Regions from separate parts of the Homo sapiens genome. Here region 2 is linked to region 1. The links are chromatin loops, found by intact Hi-C in ENCODE. Cell type or tissue: chondrocyte. All regions are shown on one strand. Links, peaks and the distances in the headings refer to the core of each region. The heading gives the core; the rest is flanking DNA. Region 1 has its middle 25 kb from the start of PITRM1. Region 2 overlaps KLF6 (KLF transcription factor 6).

What was found. Peaks named below come from ENCODE experiments on the same cell type or tissue, not always from the same donor. Only the 100,000 strongest peaks of a DNase experiment are listed, where the experiment ranks them.
Region 2: it touches region 1 in a loop (5-fold over the local background); 18 of 110 quality-filtered maps call a loop at or near these places.

Annotation. Positions count from the first base shown.
Region 1 is chr10:3,193,655-3,202,327 of GRCh38, forward strand. No RefSeq gene overlaps it. Among named protein-coding and RNA genes, the nearest start is that of PITRM1, 25 kb to the left of the region's middle. In chondrocyte, for the core only: a CTCF peak has its summit at 3,880 (motif pointing right); a DNase peak (open chromatin) is centred at 3,875.
Region 2 is chr10:3,769,567-3,778,239 of GRCh38, forward strand. It overlaps KLF6 (KLF transcription factor 6), which reads right to left. Exons shown (of 4, transcript NM_001300.6): 4 at 6,430-8,673. Among named protein-coding and RNA genes, the nearest start is that of KLF6, 11 kb to the right of the region's middle. RefSeq lists a silencer at 4,691-4,985. In chondrocyte, for the core only: a CTCF peak has its summit at 4,929; no DNase peak of the experiment used is centred there.

The sequences.
Region 1 (8,673 bases), core at 2,849-5,348:
TAAGCCTCCCCGAAATGAAGCCGTGGAAAGCCAGGCAGGGCAGGAGAGGGAAGGACGATGGTCCCATGCTCTGCACCCTCTACTCACCCTGCCTTACGCCATCTTTACTCCTGGATTTTCCAGTTTTATAGCTTTAAGCTGGTTTCTTTCACTTGCTGCCCAAACTCCTGAAGATATAAAGTCAAAAGGCAAATGCCATTTGACTGGACTACCTTCTAGCTATAGTTTTGACAAACCACTTTTTGTGTAGAAGGGCTACCCCTCCAGTAACCTTCCCTCACTTTGTAGTTTTCGGGTGCCTGGTGTGTCCTGGGTAAGAGAAGAGTGACAGCAGCTGGTTTGAATGACGCTTTCTTAGTGGACGCCATGGACATGGTGTCCATGAGCACCACAGAGTAAACTAAGGGACCTCTCATGTCCACCCAAAGGTGTGTTACTGCACAGAGGTTTATGCAATGCGGCTTTGCATCACCAGACAACCCCGAACTCCATAAATAGCAGCGAGACACGTCAAGAGAAAGGGGAGTAGGGAAGCCGAAAATATGTCCTTTACATGTGGAGAAACATGGCTTCTGGGGTCACCTGTCTGTGTCTCCCTCACTTTAACTCCTGGCAGTTGATGGACATTGGAAAGCCACCATCTGCCTTCCAATTTCCAGGGAACAGGAATCTTGTTTCCACCCACACAATGCATTGCCAATGTTTAGTATTGAGAGATAAAGCCTTATTAGGAAACAAGAGAAGTTTAAAAATAAAGAAAAAAGAGAAAAACGAAAATATCTTCTGAATATCTATAGTTCAGTTTAACACGAATTCAAAATAATATGCAACGAATTCATGATATTGAGATTTTCAAGTATCCTGGCTGGGCACGGCGGCTCATGCCTGTAGTCCCAGCACTTTGAAAGGCTGAGGCAGGCAGATTGCTTCTGCTCAGGGGTCTGAGACGAGTTTGGACAACAGAGCGAAACCCTGTCTCTACAAAAAATACAAAACATTAGCTGGGTGTGGTGGCACATGCCTGTGGTCCCAGCTACTCGGGAGGCTGAGACGGGAAGATGGATTGAAGCCGGGAGCTCAAGGCTGCTCTGCGCCACTGCACTCCAGCCTCGGTGGCAGAGCAAGGCTCCGTCTTAAAAAAAAATTCTGTTCAGGGAAACAGGGAACAATGAACTGATTAACTCCACTTCTACCCTCTTACTGTTTTTTCTATTTGTCCTCACTGAAATTTGTTACTCTGTCCTCTGACTGGAGGCCCTGGTGGCTCCTGGGCTGGGCTGGGGCCCCCTGTGTGCACAGACCCCTTTGGGAAATGGAGTGGAAACCTGAGAGTTTGTGTCCTGAAGAGTCAGATGGAAGCTCAGGAGCCAGCAGACACTGAGCACCTGTCTTTGTCACCACACAGGGCTCTGCCCATCACAGGAGACACTCAGGGGCTCAGGTTCCAGAACTTTCCCCCGCTGGCCTCAGGCCGGGGGAGCAGCTCCCCTTCACCCATCGAGAAGGCCTGTGCAGGCTCTAGTGTCCGGGAGAAGGGCCATGTCTGCCTCACTTCCATCTTCCCAGGAGGTCCTTCTGAAAAAAATGTCACTATCACCCCTGTTTCTATTTCAGCTTCCCGTTGTTTTTCTCAGTTCATTGGAATACGGGCCTAGAATTTCCATCTCAGCATGGTCTCTCTCGTATTCTCCCACTTGCTGGCGGTCTTCCAAGAGCCATCCCAGCAAACGCTGGGGCATTTTTGTCCAGTTATGCCACCAGCCCACCACGGGGACCGAGCCTGGACCTTTGGATCAGAGCTTTATTGGTGAGGCCAACGCAGAGGTGGGTGATTCATCATGGATTACCAGGGTGGGCTTTGGAGCCAGGGCCCTGGGTGTAAGTTCAGCTCTACTTCTTAAAGCTGTAGGACCCGGGCAGGTCCCTTGGGGGCCCTGTGACTCTGTTTCTTCTTCTACAAAACGACAATGTTCACGGAAGAGCTCCTGGCTCAAGCGTTATCAAGATTCATGAGTACATACAGGTAAAGCACCCAGCACAGAGTATCATATAAATGCTTGTTGCTATGAATATCATCCTATTCCCTGGTGGTGTTTGGGGAACCTCTTTTCCCTTCTCTCCCGGGTAGATTCGCCTGCAGTGAGTGGGAGTTCTGTGGCTCCTGGGGTCATCGGCTGAGTCCCTCTCCGGCTTCTCCTTCCTGACTGTGAATTGCTGTGTGGCCACGCTTGGGTGTGTCTCTCTCCATTCTCTGTTGCTCGTGGCAGCTGTCGCTTTGGAGTCATGATTCCAGTTGGAACTGAGAAGCAAATACTGCCCACCTGGCCATGGACACTGGCTGCCCGTTCAGAAGCTGTCCAGCCACCAGCAGCTGCCCTCTGAACGACTGCCTTCTAGAATGTCTAGTTTGCCAAACATCAATTTGTTAAAATTACAGGTTTATTGTTTCTTTGAAACCAACTTACCCCACATCAGGCCACAAACTGAATATGTAATTCCAGGGTACTGAGCCTGGCTGGTGTTGACGCTGCTTCACTTTCTTGTTTTCTTTTTTCTTTTCTTTTTCTTTTTCTTTTTTTTTTTTTTGAGATGGAGTCTCACTCTGTCACCCAGGCTGGAGTGCAGTGGCACGATCTCAGCTCACTGCAGCCTCTGCCTCCCAGGGTTCAAGCAATTCTCATGCCTCAGCCTCCCAAGTAGCTGGGACTACAGGCGCCCGCCACCACATTCGGCCAAGTTTTGTATTTTTAGCAGAGATGGGGTTTCACCATGTTGGCCAGGGTGGTCTTGAACTCCTGACCTCAGGTGATCCGCCCATCTCGGTCTCCCAAAGTGCTGGGATTACTGGTGTGAACCACTGCGCCCGGCCAACATTTCACTTTCTAAAGCCACATTTTTAAGGTACGCAGCCCACGCTTCATGCCGGGCCTGGGAGGGGGTTCCTGGTTGTAAACCTGTCTCTGACCTCCCAGCTGGCTCAGAGATGTCCCCAACCCAGAGTCCAGAGGACAGCCCACTTTGGGGAGGAAGCTCGCTTGGGGTCCTGGGTGTAAAGCCAGCCAAAGCAACACCACATTTCTGGCCTTGGCTGGAAAAGGGCAGCTGAGAGCATCACCCCTGTCTGCCGGCCACGGTCTTCTCTCTCCTCTCAGAAACGGGTCTTGGATCTCTTCAGATCGTGTGTCCATCAGGCTAGACTGGGAACCAGTTTTCAGTTGTAGCCTTTCTAAAGAGGCGTCACTATTGTTTCTGTTTCTATTTCAGCTTTCTATCACGTTCCCTCAGTCCAGGGAGACCTGGGCATGGAATTCCCATCTCAGCTCGGCCTCTGCCGTGGTCTGCAACTTGCTGGCGGTCTCCCAAGAGTCATCCCAGCAAACGTGGGGGCTCTTTTGTCCTGTTATGTGAATGGCCACCACGGGGAACATTCCCGCCCACTGGGGCCTGTGGGGGCTGTGTTCACCCCGGGGTGGGGAGGGGGGTCTGGCCCTGCAGGTGGGTCCTCAGGCCCCAGGCAGGGGTGTCCTTGGATGAGCTGTCCTGCTGGGGGGCCATGCAGAGCTGCCGAGGAGAAGGAACAGGCAATGAGGCCGAGGCCAGGGGCGTCCCCTCGCTTCCTTCCAAGGCTTCCTTCCGGGACCTCTCATCTTGGAGGCTGCTTTTTCTTTTGGTTCATTTCATCTGGATTTTACCAAGGAGAAAAATGCACTGGGGGAAGCAAGGAGTTACAGGCCGAGGGCTGAGTGGTTTGCTTTAGTCCTGCACACCCCAGACACCCCGGCCGCTTTCCCAGCAGTCCAGGAATTAATTCCAGGAATGCTCTGCGTCCCAGCCTCCTGCAGCGGGACTCTCTGTCCGCTGCTTCCAGCCGAAGGCCACCGGAGGGCAGCAGAGGCCTGGCTGAACCGGGCCGGGCGCTGCCGAGACTCTGGGAACGTCTCCCACTCAGTCTCCCTCGTTCTACAGCTGGTAGCAGGCAGGTGCTGCTGGTTCCTTCCATCAGGAGGGAGTGACCGCTGACCATTGCGTTACCACATGGAGCAGCGAAAGGAGACGTCCCCATCAGGTCTTCCAGCAACGGCAGCTCAGAATTTTCACTGGGATCTCTCAAAAATGCATTCATTTAAGGGATAGCTGTCTGTTTGTGGATTTCTTAGGGTTGAGTCATTACACGAGGCTTATCAGGGACAGGGATCAGTGCTTCGGTGTCACTGGTGAAAAGAAGCTCATAAAACAACTTTCGGGATTAGCTCATTCGCCAGTGATTGCGACTGTGGCAAACCACACTGCCCCCAGCACGGCGGGTGTCAATTATGTGACACAGACTCTAAAACGAGGTGATGTTAAAGAGGCTTCATAAAATTGTCTTGTATACAACTCCCAGAATATTACTTAGGAATATAGTTCCACTGAGTGCAAATGCAGTCAATATTTATTTGAAAATGTGAAAATCTAGCCAATTGGATATATGCAGGTGATTGAGATAATTCAAACTTTAATGTCTTTTTGAATATTGCATTCTCTTGTTTATTCTTTGGCATTTAAACCAGTCTGAAGCTCAGCTGATTCTCATGATTTAGGATTGGAATGCCCAGTGTTTCAGGTGAATCGTGTTTAGGGCTAATTTGGGCTCTGAGAAGGGCCCATTCGTTACTTAAGAAGTGCTTGGTTGTCTTAGCCAGCTCGGGCCGTGACAAAATACCGAAGACTGAGTGACTTCAGCAGCAAACAGGGATTCCTCACAGTTCTGGAGACTGAAGTCTAAGGTCAAGGCACCGGCAGATTCACTTGCTGATGAGGGCCTTTTCCTGGTTGAGAGAGGGCACCTTCTCACTGTATCCTCACATGGGGGTGGGGGAGAGAGAGAGAGGAGAGACAGAGAGAGGAGAGGGAGAGAGAGAGAGCTCTGCCCCCTTCCTCTTCTTTTTACAGCGCTGGTCCCATCGTGGGGCCCCAAGTCATAGCTTCATCCAACCCTCATTGTCTCCCCAAGTTCCTGCCTCTAAATACTGCCATATGAGGGGCTTGGGCTTTGACATGAATTTTTGGGGTGAACACAAGCATTCAATGCATGCCCAAGGGGACACTGGTGGTCATGTGATGGCCGAATTGTGTCTCCCAGGAAATCCTACATGGAAGCCCCAACCCCTGGGACCTCAGATTATGACTGTATTTGGAGATAGGGTCTTTAAAGAGGTAATTAATGTAAAATGAGGCCATCAGGGTAGTCTCTAAACCACAGGGTTGATGTCCTGATAAGAGGAGGAGATTCGGATGCAGGTGCACACAGAGGGACGACCCTGTGAGGACACAGGGAGAAGACGCCGTCTGCAAGCCATGGAGAGGACTCAGGATGAACTGGCCCTGCCCACACCATCATCTCAGACTTGCAGCCTCTAGGACTGTGAGAAATACCTTGCTGGGAGTTAAACCCCCAGTCTGTGGTGCTTTGTGGCGACAGCCCTCGTGCACAGAGACACCAGGCTGGGGAAGCGTGGCTCAGCCTTGAAGAAGCAGCAGAGAGATCACACAGATGGAGACAGATGTGGGGAAGGGATCCAGCCACTGGCCTCAGCTTTTCTGCACCCCCTTAGCTCCTGCTGACCTGGAGGTCTCTCCCAGCCTGGGTTTAGTTTTAGTAGAAATCGGGGCAGCTTTCTCACACATTCAGGCAGAACAAACACAGAACAGACGGTCACGTGCACGGATGTCATGGGGCAAACTGAAGCACAAACACACACGGGCCTCACCTGCCCAGCGCAGCCCCAGGGTCCCCAGTCTGGTTAGGGTCCCTGGCTGGTTAGGGTCCCTAGCTGCTTAGGGTCTCCTCCACTGTCAGGGCAGGTGAGGCCCATTTGTGTGTCTGGGCCGGGACCAGAGTGAGAATTCAGGTTGTGGTGTCAGCAGGCGAACAGGGAGGTGAGGAGGGCAGCTTGCAGGGACCAGCAGGTAAGGCAGAAGAGGAACTTCAGACACAGAGAAGTAAATGAGGAAGCAAATCGCAGCACACAGAGGCATCTGCGGGGCTCGTTTCTGGAAGGCTGAGGATGGAGGAGTATGTGTGTGGTCTCAACCATGCGTCAGGAAACCCACTGAGTCAAAGCTGCTCGCCCTGGCTCAGGTGCTGCTGGCTGCTCCTGGCTGCCTTACAGCCTTCTAAGAGCCCGCTGGAAACTCTCCAGACCTGGCGGCAAGCAGGTCCCTAGGTGTCAGGACTCATGGCTGCAGGCTTATTCCCTAGGCTCAAGGCCACCATCCTGCGAATGAGGCAAACGATTGGAGCCCTGTCCCATCTGATCATAACTGATGCTTGCAAGTCTTATAAAACAAGTAAAAACTGAGCACTTACTGTGTGCCGGGTGGTCTGTTTGGGGTTGAAAGCATCCACATGAACAAGACATCCTTCATCAGCCAGAAGGGTGGATTCTTTTGGAGGGAAGGGGTGCCAGGTAGCTGGTTGTGCAGGGGATCCTTGTAGATGGCCAAGACATAAAGCCCACCTTTCCAGGAAGCCAGACGCATTGCTCCTGGCGTAGTGCTCGGCCCAGCTGTCGAACTTGCCCTGCTCATTACTGAGGACTCTGACTATATTGGTCTGCTCTCACGCTGCTAATAAAGACATACTGGAGACTGGGTAATTTATAAAGGAAAGAGCTTTAATGGACTCGCAATTCCACAGGGCTGGGGCGGCCTCAAAATCATGGTGGAAGAGCAAGGGACGTCTTACATGGCAGCAGGCAAGAGAGAGCTTGTGTAGGGGAACTCCCCTTTATAAAACCATCAGATCTCATGAGACTCACTCACGATCAAGAGAACAGCACAGAAAAAAAACCCACCCCCATGATTCAATTACCTCCCACTGGGTTCCTCCCATGACGCATGGGAATCGTGGGAGCTACAGTTCAAGATGAGATTTGGGTGGGGACAGAGCCAAACCCTATCACTGACCTGGGGAGGGCTTTCCTATGAGGCACTTAGCCCTGCCTGTGAACTTGCCACTTTCCCTGCCTGTTTAACCTCACTGGATTGAGAGTTCCTTAAAGTTTGAGATGAACTCTGTCTGGTTCACTTCTTCTAGCGCCTGGCACGGGATAGATGACCCCCTCATATTTGTTAAAGAATGAAAGAGAGATTTCAAGAACTTTGTTAACTCAAAATCACACAACCTACACATTTAGAAAGGAAACTACCTTCCAAAGGGTTACAGGCTGCAAGGTGGCCATCCCAACAGGCTGGGAAGCATTGCCCAGCCTGGAGCCTGGGAGGCAGTCACCTGCGAGGGAGAGGAGAATGGAACAGGGGTCCATGCTGAATGGATTGGCCAAGCATGCATATTCAACAGATTATAGGAGCAGCTATGAATATTCATGAAGGGGGCTGGCACATGCATAATGCACAAACATGCCTGTTACATATGACCCAAGTTCACCTTGGGGTGTAAACCCAACATTTAAATGAGTTACAGTTGGGCCATATACATCAAATGTTCTTTTCAGGACACAGAGGCACTCAAGTGCTCAGCCTCTGTAAAGCAGCTGGAACCAGTCCATGCTTGGGGGTCTTTTAATTAGGAGAAAGTTACTGAAATCAGTCTCTGGCCTAATCAAAGCTGTAGTGGTGGCTGCTGGAATGGGGTTCCGTTGGGCGGTGTCTGATGGTTGGTGAGCTCTAACTGCTGCGACATTGCTCATCTCGGGGCCAGGGCTTATTTAGCTGCCAGAGAAAAAGAAACACCTTATGAGAGTTAGAACACAGTTTATTCTTTAAGTGTGGGGTGTGTGACTTAACCCTTGCCTGGTACTGCCTTAGGGTCTGTGTAAAATTTGGTATTATATTGCCACAGAGTTCCCTCTGTCAGTCTTGTGGTCTCTGTTCTAACGTAAATGCTGGTCAGTTGTGCCTAAACCCCAAAAGAGTGGGGTGTAATGAGGCTTGAGGGACTTAGAATTTTCCTTTTGGCTTACACTTCCCTAGTGTGAATGTGGGAGCATGTGGCGGGCACTGGGGACCGTGGGGTCCTGGGTTGGGCCTGGAGGGAAGTTCACGGTGATGCTGAGTGAGGATGAGCAGCTCTGGGATGGAATGCGACACGCTGAGCCATGCCATGTGCAACGTGTTTGCGTTGAGAAGCCAGAAGAAGTTTAGGGATTTTCTCTTTGCTGTGACCTGCAGTCCCTTTACTTCTTCAGCGGGACTTTCTTTCTGAGGGGCTGGGGGAGGGTGACTGCCTTTGAGAACTGGTGTCAGAGGGAGGCGCAGAGCAGGCGGGTCAGTGGCTGCAGACTTGGGGTCTAAAGGCAGGCGTCCCCATCATGATTTGCATGACAGGCAAATACCTGGAGCCCCCACAGCCGGGCAACACTAGAATCACTGGGCCATGAAGATCAGGTCACAGGGAACAGCTCAGTCTGAGTTCTCTACTGGAATTTTCCAGCACAACTTGGAAGTCAGAGCTGTGCTGGGATCCCAGCGACTGGGGGAGGCAAATTCGGGTCAGGGGAGGGAGGGCGGGGGCCATGAGGGAGACACAGCATCCCAGAAACATTCGAATAAACAAAGAACCGGAAAATCAGAGCAGCAGCAGGTGAGAAGGAACCCAAGGGTGGGCGGGCTGTTGCTGGACGCCAGCCTGATCTGTGGCACGGTTTGCAGCGAGGTACACAGGGATGAGCT
Region 2 (8,673 bases), core at 3,674-6,173, 580 kb after region 1:
ATAATAATAATAAAATAGGAAACTGCAGTAACTCGGGACATCTGGGTTCCTTGTCTTTTGTCAAAATCACAGGGAATTCAACTCACTGAATCTATTGGTCAATTCAATTCCGCCATTGGTCAGTATGACTCGGCTTTTGACAGAGAGTTTTACCCAAAGACTTGCAGAACTTCCTTCCTGCAAGATTTCAGAAGCACAGCAAGCATTGCAAGAGGAAACTACCTTATAAATCATACAAACCCAGCATCGTGTTCTTTGCTTGTCCTTGCCTGAATTTACTGGAAAATCATGTTGTGAAACCTAAATGCAAATGAACCTTTCTTATTGCAAATTAAAAACTAAATCCATTTTCAACTGAATTCAATGGGAAAAACAAGAATTATTTTCCTAAAAAGTAAATATCCACCACTCCGTAATAATTGTGATCCGCTGTGGCTTATGTGTCGTGTCTCAGGACATGGACTCGGTCCTCTGCATACCTTACCTCTCATCCTGCAATAATCCTGAACAGGTTCCCATTATCCCCATTTTAGAGGTAAGAAAAACACAGCTCTAAGGGTCTAAGTAACAATCCCAAAGCCAGAAATCAGTGCAATCTTTCCTTGTAGGTTCCATAAAGGAAGACTCCTCATTGCTCGCTCAGGGTAAATGTCTACTCTTTGCAAATGCCATTCTTAGCAATCCTTTAAAAACAGTAACTCCTAGATTGTAGTACTGCTCAAAGTTTCTAAGGAAACTCACAAGCTTAAAGAAATGGCCGTGGGGTACTTGGGTAATAGCTTCCCCACTTTCTTATCCAGGAGCCTGGCTTCCAGGTGTTACCCTAGGCTGGTCATGAAGATACGTCCACCTTTTTTTTTGTTTTAAGTTACAGAGTTGCAAATATTTTTAATATTTTAAATTGATAAACCCAAGTTATTTGAATGCCATCTTTAAAGTTTTTGATTTGTTTTGCTTGTTTGTGCCTTGTCTTGTTTTTAAAACTTTTATTTTAGGTTCAAGGGTACATGTGCAGGTTTGTTATATAGGTACACTCCTGTCACGGGGGTTTGTTGTATAGATTATTTCCTGATCCAGTTACTAAACCTACACATCCTGAAAAGGCAACATTTCTGATTCCCTAAGTGCAGGGAGCTCAGTGGGTGGGGCACAATTGATTAATGGTGACCCAGCAGCTGCAGGCATGCCTTCCCCTCTTAAATCCTATAAACCTTTCTCCCAGGGCAGAGAATGGGACTGGCCTTGTTCCCACAGCTCCCTCCCCTTGCCATCCTTGAGCCTTGAGAAGGAGCTGCTTACACAGCGAAGAAGGCCGGAAGGTCTGTGCGACATTCTTTGGTACCATCTGTGGACATTACTGTTCCATGCAGCCGAGGCTCCGTCCAGCGTTCACTGATCTTACTGTACCTCCCCTCAGATCTAGGGGAACGTGCTGGGAGCCGCTTCAGAAATGGGGGACTTTCTTTTTTTTTTTTTTTTGAGATTTAAAAAACTTTAATCTCCAAATTAAGTATTTCTTTATAGAACTCTGTTTTAGACAACAAAGAATGGTAACATAGTTAAGAGCCCAAACTCTGTGGTCAGGTACATCTGAGCTAATGAATATACTTAGAATTCCTGGCATGTGGTGAGCACTTGGTAGACATTATTATTATTGTTATTAATAATACCCCAAATCCATCCTTCCTCCCAGTTAATTTCTTTTTTTTTTTCTATTATACTTTTAAGTTTTAGGCTACATGTGCACATTGTGCAGGTTAGTTACATATGTATACATGTGCCATGCTGGTGCGCTGCACCCACTAACTCGTCATCTAGCATTAGGTATATCTCCCAATGCTATCCCTCCCCCCTCCCCCCACCCCACCACAGTCCCCAGAGTGTGATATTCCCCTTCCTGTGTCCATGTGATCTCATTTTTCAGTTCCCACCTATGAGTGAGAATATGCAGTGTTTGGTTTTTTGTTCTTGTGATAGTTTACTGAGAATGATGATTTCCAATTTCATCCATGTCCCTACAAAGGACATGAACTCATCATTTTTTATGGCTGCATAGTATTCCATGGTGTATATGTGCCACATTTTCTTAATCCAGTCTATCATTGTTGGACATTTGGGTTGGTTCCAAGTCTTTGCTATTGTGAATAATGCTGCAGTAAACATACGTGTGCATGTGTCTTTATAGCAGCATGATTTATAGTCCTTTGGGTATATACCCAGTAATGGGATGGCTGGGTCAAATGGTATTTCCAGTTCTAGATCCCTGAGGAGTCGCCACACTGACTTCCACAATGGTTGAACTAGTTTACAGTCCCACCAACAGTGTAAAAGTGTTCCTATTTCTCCACATCCTCTCCAGCACCTGTTGTTTCCTGACTTTTTAATGATTGCCATTCTAACTGGTGTGAGATGGTATCTCATTGTGGTTTTGATTTGCATTTCTCTGATGGCCAGTGATGATGGGCATTTTTTCATGTGTTTTTTCACTGCATAAATGTCTTCTTTTGAGAAGTGTCTGTTCATGTCCTTCGCCCACTTTTTGATGGGGCTGTTTGTTTCTTTCTTGTAAATTTGTTTGAGTTCATTGTAGATTCTGGATATTAGCCCTTTGTCAGATGAGTAGGTTGCGAAAATTTTCTCCCATTTTGTAGGTTGCCTGTTCACTCTGATGGTAGTTTCTTTTGCTGTGCAGAAGCTCTTTAGTTTAATTAGATCCCATTTGTCAATTTTAAAATCAATTCAAGATGGATTAAAGACTTAAACGTTAGACCTAAAACCATAAAAACCCTAGAAGAAAACCTAGGCATTACCATTCAGGACATAGGCATGGGCAAGGACTTCATGTCTAAAACACCAAAAGCAATGGCAACAAAAGAAATGGGGGACTTTCTAGTGGTCTCTTGCCCTACGCATCCTGGAGCAGCTCCTGTCTCCTATCTCCACCTTATGGCAGGGCACGATGGCCTTTGAATGCATGGCTTTGAAGTTTGGATCCTAAGCTGACTGTTTTAAATCGGTAGCTAACACTTAAGTTCTCTTTAATTTACATGAACTCAATTATTTGTATATTTGAATGTTGCTCAAAGGCAATTTACCATGAGGAGTTAGATTTAAAAAAAATAAAAATAAACCCCAGCAAACACACATATGTGTCATGGTAAGCCCACTTGATCTAGCTTCTGAACCTGAGAATAAATCACCTATTTGGGGAGGATAGCACATTGCACAAGGAAGGTGGGGATGATAGTGAAGGATTTTCCATTCCCATCTGAAAGGATTCAGAAGGCTGCATTCTACTGCAGCCCAAACTGCCCCACTTTCTTGTCTCCTCACCAACAGAAAAATGCCACCTGGGTCATGCCGCCTGGCTCTGGAGTGAGTTAACTGATAATGTCAGTGCATGTCATTAACTATCTTGCACATCTGGAAGCAGATCTTGCAGAACCAAATGAAATGTGGTAACGCGAAACTTAAGAAATCAAGGGGAGCGGCGCTGTGCTTGGTTGATACCTGCAAGTCACCCATAAATGTGCCTGTCGTCAACAAAGGGCAAATCTTGGAAAAATGGCGTGCAACCCTGTGTTCAGTTACCCATTAGCCAAGCCCTGGAGCTTCGAAAGAAGCTCGTTGTTTGTTCATGGCAGATCTGAATTGGGGCTCTTAGTTTAAAAAATAATTCCAGAGATCATGTGATCATTGACATATATATATATATATGTATATGTATATATATATTTGTATATGTATATATATATTTGTATATGTATATATATATTTGTATATGTATATATATATATTTGTATATGTATATATAAAATGTATATACATACATGTGTATTTGTGTGTATGTATGTACATTTTATATATACATACACATATATTTAAATACAAACACACACACACTTACAGTGTTTTGTACAGATCATGTAAAGGAAAGTAAATGCAACCTAGCAACTGCAGCTGAACGGGACTCGTAGGCCAATGGGCATTCTGGTTAAATCTGTCTTTTAAGATTCTGTGGTGATCGTGCCGCCTGGCGTGGCTTCTCTCAGGACATGTGGAACCCATATTTACTCTCCTCTTTGTCTCTTCATCCACAGACGTTTAGAGAATTCTCGTTAAAATTACTTAGAAACAGAAAGACCTTGTTATAAAATAAATCTAGTTAAACACACTTTGTTGTGGTCCTCATTTGCGTGATGCATGGGCCTCATTTTCGTCTCTCTGTATCTTAACTGTGTGCATTAGGTGATTCATGCCAATTAATGCAGGATGTCACATCTCCAATTGCTTTCTCTATCTTCTTAAACATTAAAAATAAATATGTGCCATCTGTCTCATATCTTGAAAGCAATTCAAAATGGTTACTTTTGTTTTCTCAGGATTACAGCACAATTTGTAGCTGGAGTGCTTCTGAATTGCGAGAAAGCCCTGTCTGCATTTCATACATGTAATGTCATATTATGGTGGCTGCTGCAGATCGAACAGCAAAGGTTGGGCGAGACAGCAGTGTGGGATGGTGACAAAAAGCACGGTCTTTCGCATCTAAGAGACCTGGACCAGTATGCTGAGCCTGCTGCTTCCTAGCTGTGACCTCAGGAAAGTTGTGTTGTCTCTCAGGGCCTCAGTTTTCCTCATCTGTGAAATAGATATAACATCTACTGCAGCGGTCTCCAGCCTTCTTGGCACCAGGGATTGGTTTCACGGAAGACAGGTTTTCCACGGACCAGGGATGGTGGGACTTGGGGGTGGAGAAGGGTAGGGATAGGTGGGGGTGGGAGACGGTTTGGGGATAAATCTGTTTCACCTTAGATCACCAGGCATTAGGCCATTATATTCCCATAAGGAGCATGCCACCTGGATGCCTCGCATGCACGGTTCACAATAGGGTGGTTCATGCTCCTTTGAGAAGCTAATGCCACCACTGATCTGGAACAGTATCGATCCGTGGCCTGGGGGTTGGGGTCCTGTAATCTACAGCACAAGAAGTAGGAAGCAGACACCATTATCTGCATCATCATGAAATTTTGCTAGGAAAGTAATTCCGTTTGGCAAGGATGGTTGTTTAAAAGTAGCTCCTGGTGGCATAATATTAACAGAAAAGAGGGGAGTTAGGTGTGAAAGCTGTGTTCTTTCTCCGTAGCAATTACAGCAGAAAAGGAAGACACTTTCCTCCGATTGCCTGTGTTGTCCTTTGAGCACTCAGGTCAACTTGGATAGGGAACGGGGCCGGTAAAGTGGGGACACTTGGGAGACTTTGGGTCCATTTACAGCTACAACAGCACTTTTCAAAAATGGTGATTTTAATTTAAAAAATGGTATGCTATAACGCAACAAATGTCTAAATAACTTAACTGTAATTAGACGGGCAAAGGGCAATCTGAGAAAGTCCTAGTTTCCATTTGAGCACAGTTTTCCTCAACAATTCTTTCATGTAGCACAAGAGAAAGCTTTCTCGAGCTGAGGCCAGCACTCTGAAGATGGCGAACGTGTAATTTGAAGTGCACCCTATACTTACACACCACAGAATTGTAGTGCTATCGAGAATGCTGGATCCACGTGACCTAGCCCTATTTTAGCAATAAGCAAACTGAGGGTCGGTGTAGCTCAGCAAATTGTCCAAAGCACACAGCTCGTTCAAGCTAGAACATTTCCTTTCTTCTTTTAGCTAGGTTTCAAAAAATTTGTTAAGCAGACTGAAATTTTTTATACTTCTATAAATACCCTAAGGTTGCAGCCGATTCCTTGCACGGCAGCGCTAACAGCCTTATTTGAACATAACTTAGCTGTCCTGCATAGTCTTTCCATGACAAAGTGGTCAAGTCTTAATAGTAGCCGCGAATGACTATCAAGACTTTAAATTTAGACTGTACATTCGGGGCAATCCAACCATGAGTCATGTTGACATGTGCTTGGGGATAGAACACGCCCACGAATCCCGGCAATAATGTCGTCTGCTCCCCACGTCCTGCCCTACCACAGCTCCCTCCAAACTGCTGACATTTTTACCACAGTTATAGAAAGAAAATTAATGAACATTCCTAGTCTGGGCACACATCTTAACATCCATCCCCTCTCCAATTATAAAATTAAAAGCAACCACTGTAAATTCCCCACGTTTAGCAAAATGAAGAGCTATGGAGAGGAGTGAGCGCTTAAGCCACCTCAAGTAGAATATCCTTGTTGTCACACTAAGAAGCTGGTTCCCACGGAAACACATTGATTTACCCCATTGCTACTGATTGGCTTAGTGTAATCTGAAAATGGACTCCTACAAGGATCAAATTGTCCTGGTCCACACAGTAAAGCAAAGCTGAGATTACTTGCTAAACATTGCTCTAAAAAACAAAAGGCTGCCTATTTTCAAACAAACTCTACATTTAATGTATCTTATTGGCCTTAAAAGAAAAAAAAGAGATGTAACTCCTCTGGCAGTGATGTCATCTTTTATTTTCTGCCCTCCTTGACTGAGAGTGGGCTGAGGTTGTGAGAACAGCCCTCTGGCCTGGAGTCCCTCTGCCTCCTCCACCCCTCCCAGACATGCCTCAGCCAGGTGTGTGGCAGGGCTGGCTGGGGAAGGTAGGCCCAGCTCTAGCTGCGGAACTGGAGCAGGCTGTGGAGGCACAGAAGTGGCAGGGAAACACTCAAGTTTGTCGTTGTGCAGGTGCCTCTGCAATGCATTCCCTGGCTTGAGCAATGGAAGATCAAACCGGCATGGTTCCCTACTGTGCCCACAGCCGGGGGGTTGTTTTTGTCAGTCCTTGGAGAAGAGTATTTGATGCATTCAGGGAGGGCAATGTCAGGCTCGCTGACATCCTCTCCAGCTCCCAGGACAGGCTGTGGAAAGAGGAAGGGGCTGAGGTCGGTGAGTTGTTCTCAGGGTTGCTCAATGAAGATTTGCCCCCAGGAGGAAGCCAGGGTGATGAATGCAGGAGGAATCTGTTCCAACAACCCCCTTCCCCCAAAAAAAACAACCAGACTCAAGATGCTGATAAGAATTCTTTTATGTTATTCCAATAAAAAATACATTCATACAGAAATATAACAATCTTGCAAAAAACAATTTCAAATAAAATCTTGTAAAACAAAATTTTACAAAAATCTTACAAAGATTCTTTAGATAACAGGGTGCTTCCAAAAAAAAAAAAAAAAGAAATTTCACTAATAGAAATTTTTTTTTAATTTCAAGCAAAAAGTTTCTGCTTGATTGAGGCTCAGTTATCACCTGAACAGAATGTACTTCTTTATGTACGTGCTAATTATGAAAATCACAGGCATTGACAGGTACGGTACCCAGCCCCACCCAGGCAAACAGCTCCGACATGTTTCGTAAGTGAGACAAGCCAGTGCAAGTTTTTTTTTTTCCTTTTTTTTTTTTTGTCTTTTGCTTACCTTCTTGCTTAATGGAATTGTTATGGCTAAGCACATAGAAGGCCAAAAAAGGAGTTTTCCAAACCCAGCAAATCAAGTGCTTGGATTCTGAACTGCCAAAAGAAAACTGCACTTCCCCTCTTAAGTAAAACGAAATGAGTTTCTTAGGTAAATGTATTCATCAGCCCAGATAAAAAAAAAACCAGTTATGTGAGCGTTAGTCACTGCTCATTTCCAGGAAGATCAAACAAAATACCAGCCCAGCCAGACTCACATGTGTGTATATATATATAAAGCAAAGAGCCACACCCACAAGCCAGCAGCTGGGTGAAATATCAGCTGTCCACGCCGTGGTATGCCAATTCGGGGAAATTACTCCTTGGAAAAACTGGAAGAATCTACTTGCTGGAAAAAATAGCTTCATCTGCATAAAAAGTGTTCTACAAAAGAATCCCTGTGGTTAGCTTACTCTTAGGTTAGATCTTCTAATAAGGCTGAAATTCAAAATCAAAACCTTAGTGTGTCCGAGTCCAGCCTGGGTTCCAGCATTCTGTTCAGGCCACTTCTGAACGGCCGAAGGTGCCCCATTCCAGACCTGCCCATTTGATGGACAGAGCAGACAGCCCGGAACAGATTCAAGCAAGAAAGTCCTCCGCACATCGTTAAATTAAAGATAAAGCCTCTATAAAAGTTAGGTTATGGTTTTCATTTTTACCTCCTTTATGGCCATTTTGAAATATTTCTTCACAGGCTGTGGAATTTTCTAGCTAAACATTCTAGTTTCTCCTTAAAAAAAATATTTATATATTATCTATATATATAATATATATATATACACACATACACATACTGTACACACAAATATACATACACAAGAATTCTGCCCACTTTTTTAAAAAAGTAGTATACTTTCTGTATTACCAACAGATAGCTAGACAGATATGTGAAACTTGTGCCTTTTAAGCAAATACATTAACATTGGGGGTTTTTTAATACTTCTGTATCTTTAATATGTGTGAAAATGTTACATATTAAATACAGCCGGTGTGTGATCTATACAATTGTTGTGCAAGGTCTATATGAAAGTCTCAAGGTGGCAGAATTGGTCAGATTTTTCCATTTTCCTGTTTTCCATTTTAACACTGACAGTCAAGTTGCCTAAAGTGTTGAACAAATACTGACATGTAAAGGGAGTTTCACTCTATGTCTTTGTGAAGGAGGACCTTAAAGAGATTTTTTTTCTGTATTATACGTTGATACAGTACACTGCCAGGTGAAACAAGAGCCTTAATAAAGCATGCA